Regions from separate parts of the Homo sapiens genome. Here regions 2, 3 and 4 are each linked to region 1. A link is a contact called in ENCODE Hi-C or POLR2A ChIA-PET data. All regions are on one chromosome and are shown on one strand. Each heading gives the region's core, a stretch centred on a gene start or an enhancer-like site at or near the end of the contact. The rest is flanking DNA. Distances are from core to core; before and after follow the strand shown.

Region 1 (2,700 bases), core at 199-2,698:
GTGCCCGCCACCACACCCAGCTAATTTTTTGTATTTTTAGTAGAGACAGGGTTTCATCGTGTTAGCCAGGATGGTCTCAATCTCCTGACCTCATGATCCGCCCGCCTCAGCCTTCCAAAGTGCTAGGATTACAGGCGTGAGCCACCGCGCCCGGCCGGGACAAATGTTCTTAATTCGCATAGCAACCTGTTGAGGGCGTTGTTATTACACTCATTTTCTTAGAAGAAAATTCAGGCTCCAGGTAACTCCATTGTCTCCAAAAACCTGTCCTCCTAACTACGATGGCAAACTTTCTCTGTAAAGCGTCGGATGGTAAATACGTTAGGTTTTGTCGGTCATGAGATCTTTGCTGAAACTTCCCACCTCTGCTGTTGGAGCAAGAAAGAAGCCATACACAGACATAAGTGAAGGCTGTGGCTGTGTTCTGATAAAACTTTATAGACACTGAAGTTTGAGTTCCATAAATTTTTCTTGTGTCACACACACAAAATATTCTGATTTTGTGTGATACATATACACCACGGAATATTACACAGCCATAAAAAGAATGAAACTGTGTCCTTTGCAGCAACGTGAATGTAGCTGGAGACCATTATCCTAAGCAAATTAATGCAGGAACAGAAAACCAAATACCACATGTTCTCACTTATAGGTACACATATTCAAAGATGGGAACAATAGACAATGGGGACTATTAGAAGAAAGGGGGAGGGAGGGGGGCATGGGGTGAATAACTACCTATTGGGTGCTATGCTCACTACCTGGGTGATGGGACCATTTGTATCCCAAACTTCAGCATCACGTGATATACCCACATAACAAACCTGCACATGTACACCCTGCACCTTAAATAAAAGCAGAAAATACATGTATTCTTATTTTGATTTTTTCCAACCCTTTACATATGTAATCATTTTTCTTAACTTGAAGGTTTACAGAATTGCCCAGGGAGCTATAGTTTGCAGACCTCTGACACGTCTCAAGTTTGACTAAGTAGTCGAAGACGCTAAACTGGCAGCACCCATCCAAGTACGTTTCTGCGGGGAGGGAATCCTACTCAGTGGACAAGAGTCTGTTGTGGAGATGGACACATTAATGCCAACATCTAATGCTTATTCAGGACCAACCATATGCCTAAGCTCCGCACTTTAACTTAGACTATCTCACGTCATCTTCAGAGGAGCTCCATGAAGTAGTTACCTCTGATTTCACCCCTTTACAGATGAAGCAATCGATCCATAAAGAAGTTAACTAGCTTGTCCAAGGTCACACAACTAGTTTGTGGTTGGGTGGGGATTTGAACTGAAAGAGTCTAATGTCGTGCTGAATGCCTTCCGTTAAACATTTAACTGTAGTCTCCCTCTCCCCTGCATTCTTACCCTCCAACCCACAGGCCTTCTCTCAGTTCCTCTCAAACTCTCACTTCCATCTGCCTCTGCTTCCGCACTGCCCAGTACTTTGAATGCTTCCTGCCACACCCATCAGACCTTTTTCTGGATCTTTTTGATTCTTCAGGTCTTAACTCAAATTTCACCTCCTTAAAGAAGCCTTCATTGATCACCCAATTGAAAGAAATAACACAGGTGCGCGCAAAACACACACAAGCATACACACAATTTCTCTGACTCTCTCCTCGTCCTATTCAACATTCTGTTTTTATAGAAGTCATGTCTATTTGAAAATTTGAAATAGTCTTATTTATTCATCTATTTTATTGTCTTCGGTTAGATTGCAAGTACTTGACTTTGTCCATCTTTTACCACATTATAATTAGTTTCTACAATGCCTGACACATTGTAGATGTTCAATATATTATTATTTTATTATTTTTTATTTTATTTTATTTTATTTTTTTGAGTCAGAGTCTCACTTTGTCGCCCAGGCTGGAGTGCAATGGTGTGATCTCCACTCACTGCAACCTCTGCCTCCCTGGTTCAAGCAATTCTCGTGCCTCAGACTCCCGAGTAGCTAGGATTATAGGGGTGCTCCACCACACCCAGTTAATTTTTGTATTTTTAGTAAAGATGGGGTTTCACTAAGTTGGCCAGGCTGGTCTTGAACTCCGTACCTCAGGTGATCCACCCACCTCAGCCTTCCAAAGTGCTGAGATTACAGACGTGAGCCACCATGCCTAGCCACATCATAGATGTTCAATACATTCTAACTCTGTGTTCTGATACTACATTTACTGAGGAGCTTTCAAACTCTATTTTAATTTCATCTATTGGGAGAGATTTGCAACTTATGAAAACTTTTGGTCCCTGTATAGGGTGGATTCTTGCAGGAGGCCAACAAATAATTATTCTGCTTAAGATGTGACTTCGAAGGCATTGACCGCAGCATGATATCTAATGATGCCTTAACCTGAGAGTTACGTTTTCCACTGGAAGTTCATAAATCAGCATTTCTGTTGCCCACTTATGAATTGTGGTTAGTCCTCATCTTCCCCAGAAAGTGTCCCTGGTCCTTGAAAATGAAAGATCATATCTGGCCATTAGGCACTTAGATGACAGATGTTTCTTCAAATAATTCCTTCCAGGATCACCCAGACATGACTGTGTTTGGCTAATTTAGGGAATGGTGCCCTTAACAATCTCTCATCTGCCTCCCCAGTCTCTCTTTTCCTCTTATCACAACCTTCCTACACTTCTCTCTCCTCCTCCCGTCTTCCAATGCAGACCTGTTCCAGGATGTCTCTCT
Region 2 (2,700 bases), core at 138-2,637, 280 kb before region 1:
TATCTCTTTAAGCCTTTCAGAGGATATGTTTTAGGAGGTGGATTGTTCCATTTTATATATATATGAACATGATAGACAGACAGATAGATAGATAAATAGATAGAGATAATTTTAAACGTGCTCACTTTCATTTATGAAAATTTACATTTGATAACTAAAAGAGCCTTGCAATTCCAGCATCTCCCTCATGGTGGCAGTAGAAGACTAAGTCATGTACACGCAGCCTCCAGCACCAACAACTAACCCAGAAGAAACCTCCTTAATAAATCAGCTTTTGGTCAAGATTGGTGTTACGTAAAATGCAAAATTAGGACCCTCGGAAGGGGAAAAAAAGAGTCTCAAGTATCTAGGTTATTGACCCCAGAAACAAAAGAAATTTGACAAACTTGCAAAACAGAGACAACAACTTCCTATGGGGGAAAAAAAAACAAAGCAACTACTTGTTGCTGCCCACCCGTTTAGTAACTGGCCTTGGTAGTCTTCCAGCAGCAAGCACAATAGCCTTGTCCACAGATGCTTTTCCCATTTCCTCGGTCCCCTTGAAACCAAGCTTTTGAGAACAAATAGTTTATTTCTCCTTTCTTAATTTGCTCTGAAGGTTTTTAACACAGCGATAACTGGCATATAGAAATTTCACATATTTTTCTTGATCACTATGGCCTATCAACCCCCGCCTGATGATTAAATGAAGGACGATGTATCCAAGGTTCTTAAAGAACTTGGTTGCAACGAATGAACACAAAAAACACCAGACAATAAACATGTATTGAATTATATCTGGGTACAGTAGACACCATTGGGCAGACTTCAGAATTAGCCCCCGGAAGTTTTGCTTTTGCTTGACTCTTGGTCATAGCTGATTGGACTAGAAGTGAACACCTGACTCAGGAGGAGGAAGTTCATTGGCTGACCAGGAGCCAATTAGGGTCTCTCTCTTGAGAACTCTGACTAAGAGACAGAGATGCAGGTTATTTAGTCCAGTTGCGGGTGTAGCATTAGACAGATATAAAACCCAAGAACTCTTGGTACTGAGGCCTGGTTGTTCAACTTTCCTCGGATTTTAGGGGGTGACCAGGATCCCTCCCAGCAAAGTATCATTTTTGTTTAAGCTTAATTTCAGTGGGTTATGTTACATGCATTCTCCATCAAAGACTCCAAGCCCTGTGCAAAGTGCAGTGAGGGCATACAAAGAATTTATGACATTTCCCTGCTCTCCTGGGTATGGGTAATTTTCCTTGCTGTAGAGAGAACAGGGTCTCTGGAATTCAACCCACCTTTGTGACCCTGTGAATGTTCCTTTTTTTCTCTCTCAGAGATTCAACTTTGTTCTCAGTAACATGGAAATGATAGCATCTGCCTAACAGTCATTTTGAACAGGAAGCGTCCCTCTGGCCGGGTGCCTCGTGCATGGCAGATTATCAGTAAATGTCAGCCTCTGCACTGCTTTGCAAGTAGGTCCTTTGGCCGCTCTCAAATGCAAGTCACACAAAGATTGTGGGAGTTTTTTTTTTTTTTTTTTAAATAGAAAATACATCATTCCTATAGAGAAAAAAATACAGTCACATTTAATAATGGCTGTTTAGACAGGGACAGGTTCTCTCGAGCCTCTGGAGGTGGTGGAAAGTGGAGGTGGGTCACTGATCCCAAGAAATAAGCTACAGGACTGAGGCCAGTTTCTGGAGAGGGGATGGTCACTCCTATATTTAAGCCAATAGTGAAGGTTAAGTAGGAGAGTCCAGAGGGACCCTTGAGCCCACTTGCTTGACAATATTGGTGCAGGACAAGTCTAACCCTCCTAACTGGGCAGCTGCCCCCTCCCAATAGTGGTCTCTCTTATGGAGAAAATTTTTACCCGATCAACTTATTCTCGTGAAGCACAAGGGCCTGATATGAACACCCCTTCTGTAGGCATTTTCAAAGAACTTAGTGAGGGTAACAGAAAGAAAAACCTCTATGCATCGAACTTCAGGCACCATCGGAGAAATGTCTTTTCTTAGATTGGCTTTCAAAGTATCTTTAAATCACCCTATTACAAATGGGGTATTAAATAGCCTGCTCTGCCTAGAGAAAAGGTTCCCAAGATTCCTTGTAGCTGCTGGGAAGTTACTGAAATCCTCAGTGACGTGTTTTGAAAAAGTGTTGACAATACAGCGGAAAGTTGCATCTGGCAGCTAACAAATATTTCTTGAGGGTCCACTCGATGCCAGGGATTGTTGCCCTGAAAATGCAAGGCTACCAAAACAAGCAGTTCAGGCCCTCAAGAACCCTGAATGTTCATGAGTACCCACCAAGTGTCACATAGAGCTTATGTCTCAGATGTTTTTCACAGTCCACCCCCCCAGGATGCATTTCCAAATTCTGTGGAGAGCCTAGAACTGTTTCCTCAAAGCCCTTTAGAGCAGTGAGGCACCAATATCTCTCTTTATTACTCCTTTTTCTTTTCTTTCTTTCTTTTTTTGTTTTTGTTTTTTGTTTTGTTTTGTTTTTTTAGAGATGGAGTCTCACTGTATTGCTTAGGCTAGTCTCAAACTCCTGGGCTTAAGCAATCCTCCCATCTCAGCCTCCTGAGCAACTGGGACTACAGGAGAGCACCACCATGCCCAGCTTTATTACTTCTTTTTAAAAAATAAAACTTTTTTTTAAAAGCAGAGAACGTGCTCATTCATTCTGCAGCTGGATCTTGAATAACTTTTCCACTTT
Region 3 (2,700 bases), core at 156-2,655, 350 kb before region 1:
ACTCTCATTTGTACAGATGAGAGGAAAGGACTCTCCAATGATTATCACAACTTTGCTTAGATTGACCCAGCAGGTAGCCCTCTGAGATGGGGCCAAAGCCCCAGTCTTTTGGCTACTGCTCTTCCATCATAAAGCCCCCAGGGATCTTCTTGAATAAGATCAAGTCAAATTCCAAGTACAATTCAATTGTAGGGAGAAAATTCCTTCTGTATCTTTTGTTGTTTAACATGTACACTGAAGTTAAGAAATAACTAACTATTTGTTTTCACCAATTAAGAAATTTAACATTGGGAGGCCGAGGCGGGCGGATCACGAGGTCAGGAGATCGAGACCATCCCGGCTAAAACGGTAAAACCCCGTCTCTACTAAAAATACAAAAAATTAGCCGGGCATAGTGGCGGGCGCCTGTAGTCCCAGCTACTTGGGAGGCTGAGGCAGGAGAATGGCGTGAACCCGGGAGGCGGAGCTTGCAGTGAGCCGAGATCCCGCCACTGCACTCCAGCCTGGGCGACAGAGCGAGACTCCATCTCAAAAAAAAAAAAAAAAGAAAGAAATTTAACAGACAAAAAGCTTAAGGACTTCACAGGCAGATCCGCGGGTTTTGGGGAAAGGGTGTGTCAAGGGAGAAGAAAGGATGTAATGAAGGTTGGCATCAAGTCCCAGGAAGAATCACACTGAAGGCAGCCACCAGCTTCACCCAGGCTAAGTGGTGTAGTAGACAGCTTTGAAATATCACTGGAGTTCAAACCCCAGCTTAGCCACTACCTGTTACTTAGTATTACTGGATCTCAGTTGCCTCACTTATAAAATGTGGCAAAGATTAGTACTGTTTTACGGATACCAGCTCAAAGTGCCTGGCATAGAATGTGATATACTGGGACCCAAGCGACAGACCACCAAGGTCAAGGGATACTCAAGCCAAAGAGAGCGGTAAAGGCAGGGGCAGATAACCTAGAAGTGCCTTCCTCAGAGTCCCCTGGGCACTCTCTCTGTTTTCCTTATTTGATCTCGCGAAGCCGCTGACTCAAGGGAAACTGGGAATGGCGTGACCACAGAGAAAATGATGTATTTTTTGGTCCTTGGAGGCCCGAAACCCATCGTGTCTGAAACGACTGCGGCAATCCTAGCAGCAGCAGCAGCCCAGAGGTCAGGAGTGATGGACTGAGACTTTGCCCTAAGAAGCCTCCCCCAGATTGACCTCCGGCTCGGAGCCCGCACAAAGCGCTGAGTCACGGGGAGGCGGTGCCGCGCGCGGGGGAGGCGGGCCCGCGCAGTCACGTGGCGGGGGCTGTATCACAACAACTGCGCGGCGTGCGCCGCCCGCGGCCCACACCGCTTCCTCCCGCGACAGGCCGGCTCTCCGAGCATGCTCAGCTTGGCCTCACGACTGCACGGCGTCCCCCCATGCGGATCTCCACGGTCCAGGTTTTCCGGACGGCTCTGGGGGCGGGGCCTGTGTTGGTCCGCGGGGCTGCGAGGCGAGGTTGCGGTGCCAGGGCGCCGCTGGGCAGAGATGGGTTCCTGGAGAGCGGGTCTCGCGTTTTTCCGCGGAAGACACTACTGGGAATCGGCCTTTGGTCATGGTCTAGGGAAGAGCTGATTCTGCAAGATATGAGCTCCTTCTTTCCCCTTCAGCTATCGTTACAGCCCTGATGGAGCTGTCTGCTGAAAACTCACTTCCAGATGTCGAAACCTGGCCCTGGGTGCAGTCTACAGAATGAAATCGAGCAGTAGTGGACCTATGCAGGCAAAGCATTGTCAGAGGGGAGTAACTCTTGTTAAATATGACTTCAGTTGATCCGTGATGGGATTTTTGTTTTTTCTTTGTAACAGAAAAGGCTAAAGACACTGAGAGATCAAGGTTTAAATTGGGCATAACTGCCCTGTGGTGCAGCAGCGCCGGCGCCCTTTTTGGGATTGTCCAAAGCTCTGGGACCCCCGCTGGGGGAGCTGGTTCAGAATTCGGGGGGGTAGGATAGGGTGAGGGAGGTCCCTTATGTGAGTGTGAGCCGGGATCTAGGACAGAGTAACTCCAATTACAGTGTTAAACTCTTACTAGGTTCAGTGTCGCGTAGGGCTTTGGCTAGACTAGAATTTAGTCTATTATTGAACCGCCCAGGTCCATGATTCCTAACAGGTGCATGGGAAAAGTGTATGGTGTGCAGCAGGTGTATGGGAAAACTGCTTTGCAAAGTGTAAATCAAGGTCTACATCAGTACTGTTTCAATAAAGTGGAATGAGAGCCACATATGTAATCTTAAATTTTTCAGTAGCCTCCTTTAAAATTAAAAATAAAAGTGGGTGGGGGTGGTGGTAAATTAAATAACATACCACATCATATTTAACTCAAAATTTCCAAAATGCTATATCGCTATGTAATCAATATAAAACTTTTAATGAGATATTTACATCTTTTTATTCTACTGTCTTAGAATCTGGTGTGTGACTTACACTCACAACACATCTGGGCCACTAAGTTTTCATTGGAAATACTTGATCTGTAATTACATTTCATAAAATTTACAGTCAAAAATGGATTCACATTTCCAACTTGTTTCAAATTTACTTAAAAGTTTTCCAGTAACTGAATGGAATATCAGTTTTTAAATTTACATTTAAATTGATTAAATTAAAATGAAAATTTGGTTTCTCGGTCATGTTAGCCACATTTCAAATGTACATTGGCCAATGTGGCTGATG
Region 4 (2,700 bases), core at 3-2,502, 260 kb before region 1:
GTCTGGCCTACTTTCTCTCTCTTTTATGCCATTTTCTTATTTCCTTTTACTGCTTTTTGAAAGAATGTACTATATACTTATTTAGTCATTTAACTAATGGCAGAGTCGGTTACATGGGCATGTGGCCAGGTGCAGGGCTCTGTGATCAGAAGGAGGCCCAGGTTTGGGATTTAATAATCTGCTGTTGCTGTCTTAGAGTTCCTAATAATTTCGTTTTTGTTTATTTCTTTGTTTGTTTGTTTTACCAGAGACAAGTTCTGGCTATGCTGCCCAGGCTGGTCTCAAACTCCTGAGCTCAAGTGATCTGCTGGCCTCAGCCTCCCAAAGTTCTGGGATTACAGGCATAAGCCACCGACCTGGACAATAATTTCACTTTGAAATGACTTGGGAGTCATGATGCAGGGAGAGCTGAAGTCATGAGAATGCAGGTCTGTGAGGAGAAATCTAGAGACAAACAGGAGAACCAAGCAATCAATCTGGGAACTTTTTCAATCAATGGAGGAGATAGGAACCAGCAAAGAAGCTCTGAGCTGGCCTTCGAGTAAAGAAGGACAGTTGAAGTGTTAAAGATTAGTGGAAACAAAGATTCCAAAAAGCAGGGATGGGGACCGTGTTAAATGCTGTGGAAGCTCCAGAAAGATGCTGGGAAGAGAGGTTTGGATACAGATGGGAGGTTCTTGATGAGACTGTTTGCATTTACGCCTGTTGTCCCAGGATAATTATTAGTAGCATCTTTTTTTCACCCTCAGAAGCATCCCCATTTGGCCACCCTAGATATTGGTAAACTTTGAAAGACAGTGTCAGTTGAGCGGTTGGAAGTAAAAGCCAGACTTCCCCGAGTTAAGGAGAAAGATGAAAAAGTGGAGGCAGGGCCCTGTCCTTCTTCACAGCTCAGGGGTCCCCAATGGAATCGTTTGAGAGTGAATAGAACAGAGGAATAGGACAATGACTAGCTTTATGAAGAGGCGTCTGCTCTTCCATTTACTTGTTTTTGTTTCAATGAAGGTAAAGATAAAAATAGAGAGGTTATCTGCCCTTATACTAAGAAGAATAAGCGCAGTATGTTCTCCTGCTACGTGCTGTGTTCTTTGTTGGAATGAATGTGTGAAGTTCCAACATGAAGTCTGCAGGAGCTTTGGCTGCTCTTCTCCAGCTGCAAGACAGTTCGGAGAGCAGGCGGCAGGCAGCAGCCCCACCCTAGTGAGAGTTTAAAGCACTTTCCCCTTTCTATTGTTTGACAGGGAGGGGTGGAGTTCAGAGCAATCAAAAGGACGCTGCAATGGTTTTGCATTGTAATTTTATTACTTAATATATTATAAAATTTAGTTAATTCTAATTAGTTTGTGTGTGTGTGTGTGTGTGTGTTCATCTCCTTATTTTCTGGAGTGTGAAATGGTAAGAGCATTTTTAAAGCCAGGGCTTATTTACTAAAATGAACCCTTTTTTCCTTTCTCTGAGATGCATGAAACCAACAGAGAAAATGTATTTGAAGAGGGGGTTTTTAGGGTTGAGTAAATTAGAAGAGGATGTCATTTTAAGGAAGAGAAAACATGTTAGTGAGAGGAAGCTGCTTCATTTGTTTAAAATGTACACACAGATGGGAAAGTTATACAAATGATTATTCAAATAAAAGATAAAAAGGACATTAGAAGCTTGATATATCACTTATGCGAATCCAGTGCTTTTCTGTAGAAAAATTACCTCCCTGATCCTTTTCTTCTGTGGGATCTAGTGGTCTGGCTCATAAGATGTGAGGGAGAAGCAAGTGTAGGACAGGCTTTGGAACCACCTGCTTTCAGCCATAAGGGGCTTCCTTAAGGGGCACAGCAACTACATGTCTCTAATGAGTGACAATCCCATGGTGGAAGAAGTGAATACTAGTAATGAAAGTTGTGGCAGTTCTCTCAGGAGAGTGTCAAAAAATTGCATTCACTTTCATAGTCTACCCCCCCAGCATACTTCAAATGAATATAGTGTATTTCCCCATCTTTGCCTTTTGCAACATATTTCCCAATTAGGGTTACCAAATTTAGCAAAGAAAAATGCAGGGTATCCAGTTAGAGTTTTAGAAAAACAAGAGAAAGGTTTTTTTTTTCATTTTTCAACTTTTAATTTTTGTGGGTTCATAGTAGGTGTATATATTTATGGAATGTATAAGATATTTTGATATAGGCATACAATGCATAATAATCATATCAGGGCAAGTAGAGTATCCATCACCCTATGCATTTATCCTTTCTTTGTGTTACAAACAATCTAATAATATTCTTCTAGTGATTTTTAAATGTGCAATAAATTATTGTTGACTGTAGTCATCCTATATGTCTGTTTATATGCCTGTACCATGCTGCTTTGGTTACTATATCTCTGTAGTGTAATTTGAAGTCAGGTAATGTGATTCCTCCAGTTTCATTCTTTTTGCTCAGGATAGCTTTGGCTATTTGGGGTCTTTTGTGGTTCTATATCAATTTTAGGATTTTTTTTTCTATTCCTGTGAAGAATGTCATTAGTATTTTGATAGAGGTTATACTGAATGTGTAGGTTGCTTTGGGTAGTATGGACATTTTATTTTTATTTTTATTTTATTTAAACAGAGTCTTGCTCTGTCACCCAGGCTGGAGTGCAGTGGAGCAGCAATCTCAGCTCACTGCAACCCCCGCCTTCGGGATTCAAGAAATTCTCATGGCTTAGTCTCCTGAG

What was found. A loop is a pair of places that touch in the nucleus more often than their neighbours do. ChIA-PET counts read pairs that join two places held with the same protein, here RNA polymerase II (POLR2A). Pooled maps may share reads with other maps.
Region 2: a pooled map shows a loop between it and region 1 (2.3-fold over the local background). The contact joins two enhancer-like sites. A Hi-C loop is called at or near these places in 2 of 168 maps with a recorded cell type or tissue (GM18951 and breast epithelium) and 6 of 50 pooled maps. POLR2A ChIA-PET finds 5 or more read pairs at or near these places in 5 of 52 experiments (B cell, GM12878, OCI-LY7 and 2 more).
Region 3: a loop to region 1 is called in a pooled map, with 2.7 times the contacts of the local background. The contact joins two enhancer-like sites. A Hi-C loop is called at or near these places in 1 of 168 maps with a recorded cell type or tissue (naive thymus-derived CD4-positive, alpha-beta T cell) and 5 of 50 pooled maps. POLR2A ChIA-PET finds 5 or more read pairs at or near these places in 1 of 52 experiments (WTC11).
Region 4: a map with no recorded cell type shows a loop between it and region 1 (7-fold over the local background). The contact joins two enhancer-like sites. A Hi-C loop is called at or near these places in 1 of 168 maps with a recorded cell type or tissue (GM18951), 1 of 37 single-sample maps with no recorded cell type and 3 of 50 pooled maps. POLR2A ChIA-PET finds 5 or more read pairs at or near these places in 3 of 52 experiments (A673, B cell and GM12878).

The regions. Positions count from the first base shown.
Region 1 is chr6:53,198,044-53,200,743 of GRCh38, reverse strand. No RefSeq gene overlaps it. Among named protein-coding and RNA genes, the nearest start is that of GCM1, 51 kb to the right of the region's middle. Within about 2 kb of position 1,448, at least 3 of the 41 ENCODE cell types and tissues checked have a DNase peak (open chromatin) inside an H3K27ac peak, as active enhancers do; they include B cell, where a contact is called at or near this core.
Region 2 is chr6:53,482,323-53,485,022 of GRCh38, reverse strand. The region is part of intron 3 of GCLC-AS1 (GCLC antisense RNA 1); the gene reads right to left. Among named protein-coding and RNA genes, the nearest start is that of GCLC-AS1, 52 kb to the right of the region's middle. Within about 2 kb of position 1,387, at least 6 of the 41 ENCODE cell types and tissues checked have a DNase peak (open chromatin) inside an H3K27ac peak, as active enhancers do; they include B cell, where a contact is called at or near this core.
Region 3 is chr6:53,546,781-53,549,480 of GRCh38, reverse strand. No RefSeq gene overlaps it. Among named protein-coding and RNA genes, the nearest start is that of GCLC, 3.0 kb to the right of the region's middle. RefSeq lists a silencer at 1,110-1,339. Within about 2 kb of position 1,405, at least 25 of the 41 ENCODE cell types and tissues checked have a DNase peak (open chromatin) inside an H3K27ac peak, as active enhancers do.
Region 4 is chr6:53,460,388-53,463,087 of GRCh38, reverse strand. The region is part of intron 2 of GCLC-AS1 (GCLC antisense RNA 1); the gene reads right to left. Among named protein-coding and RNA genes, the nearest start is that of GCLC-AS1, 30 kb to the right of the region's middle. Within about 2 kb of position 1,252, at least 3 of the 41 ENCODE cell types and tissues checked have a DNase peak (open chromatin) inside an H3K27ac peak, as active enhancers do; they include B cell, where a contact is called at or near this core.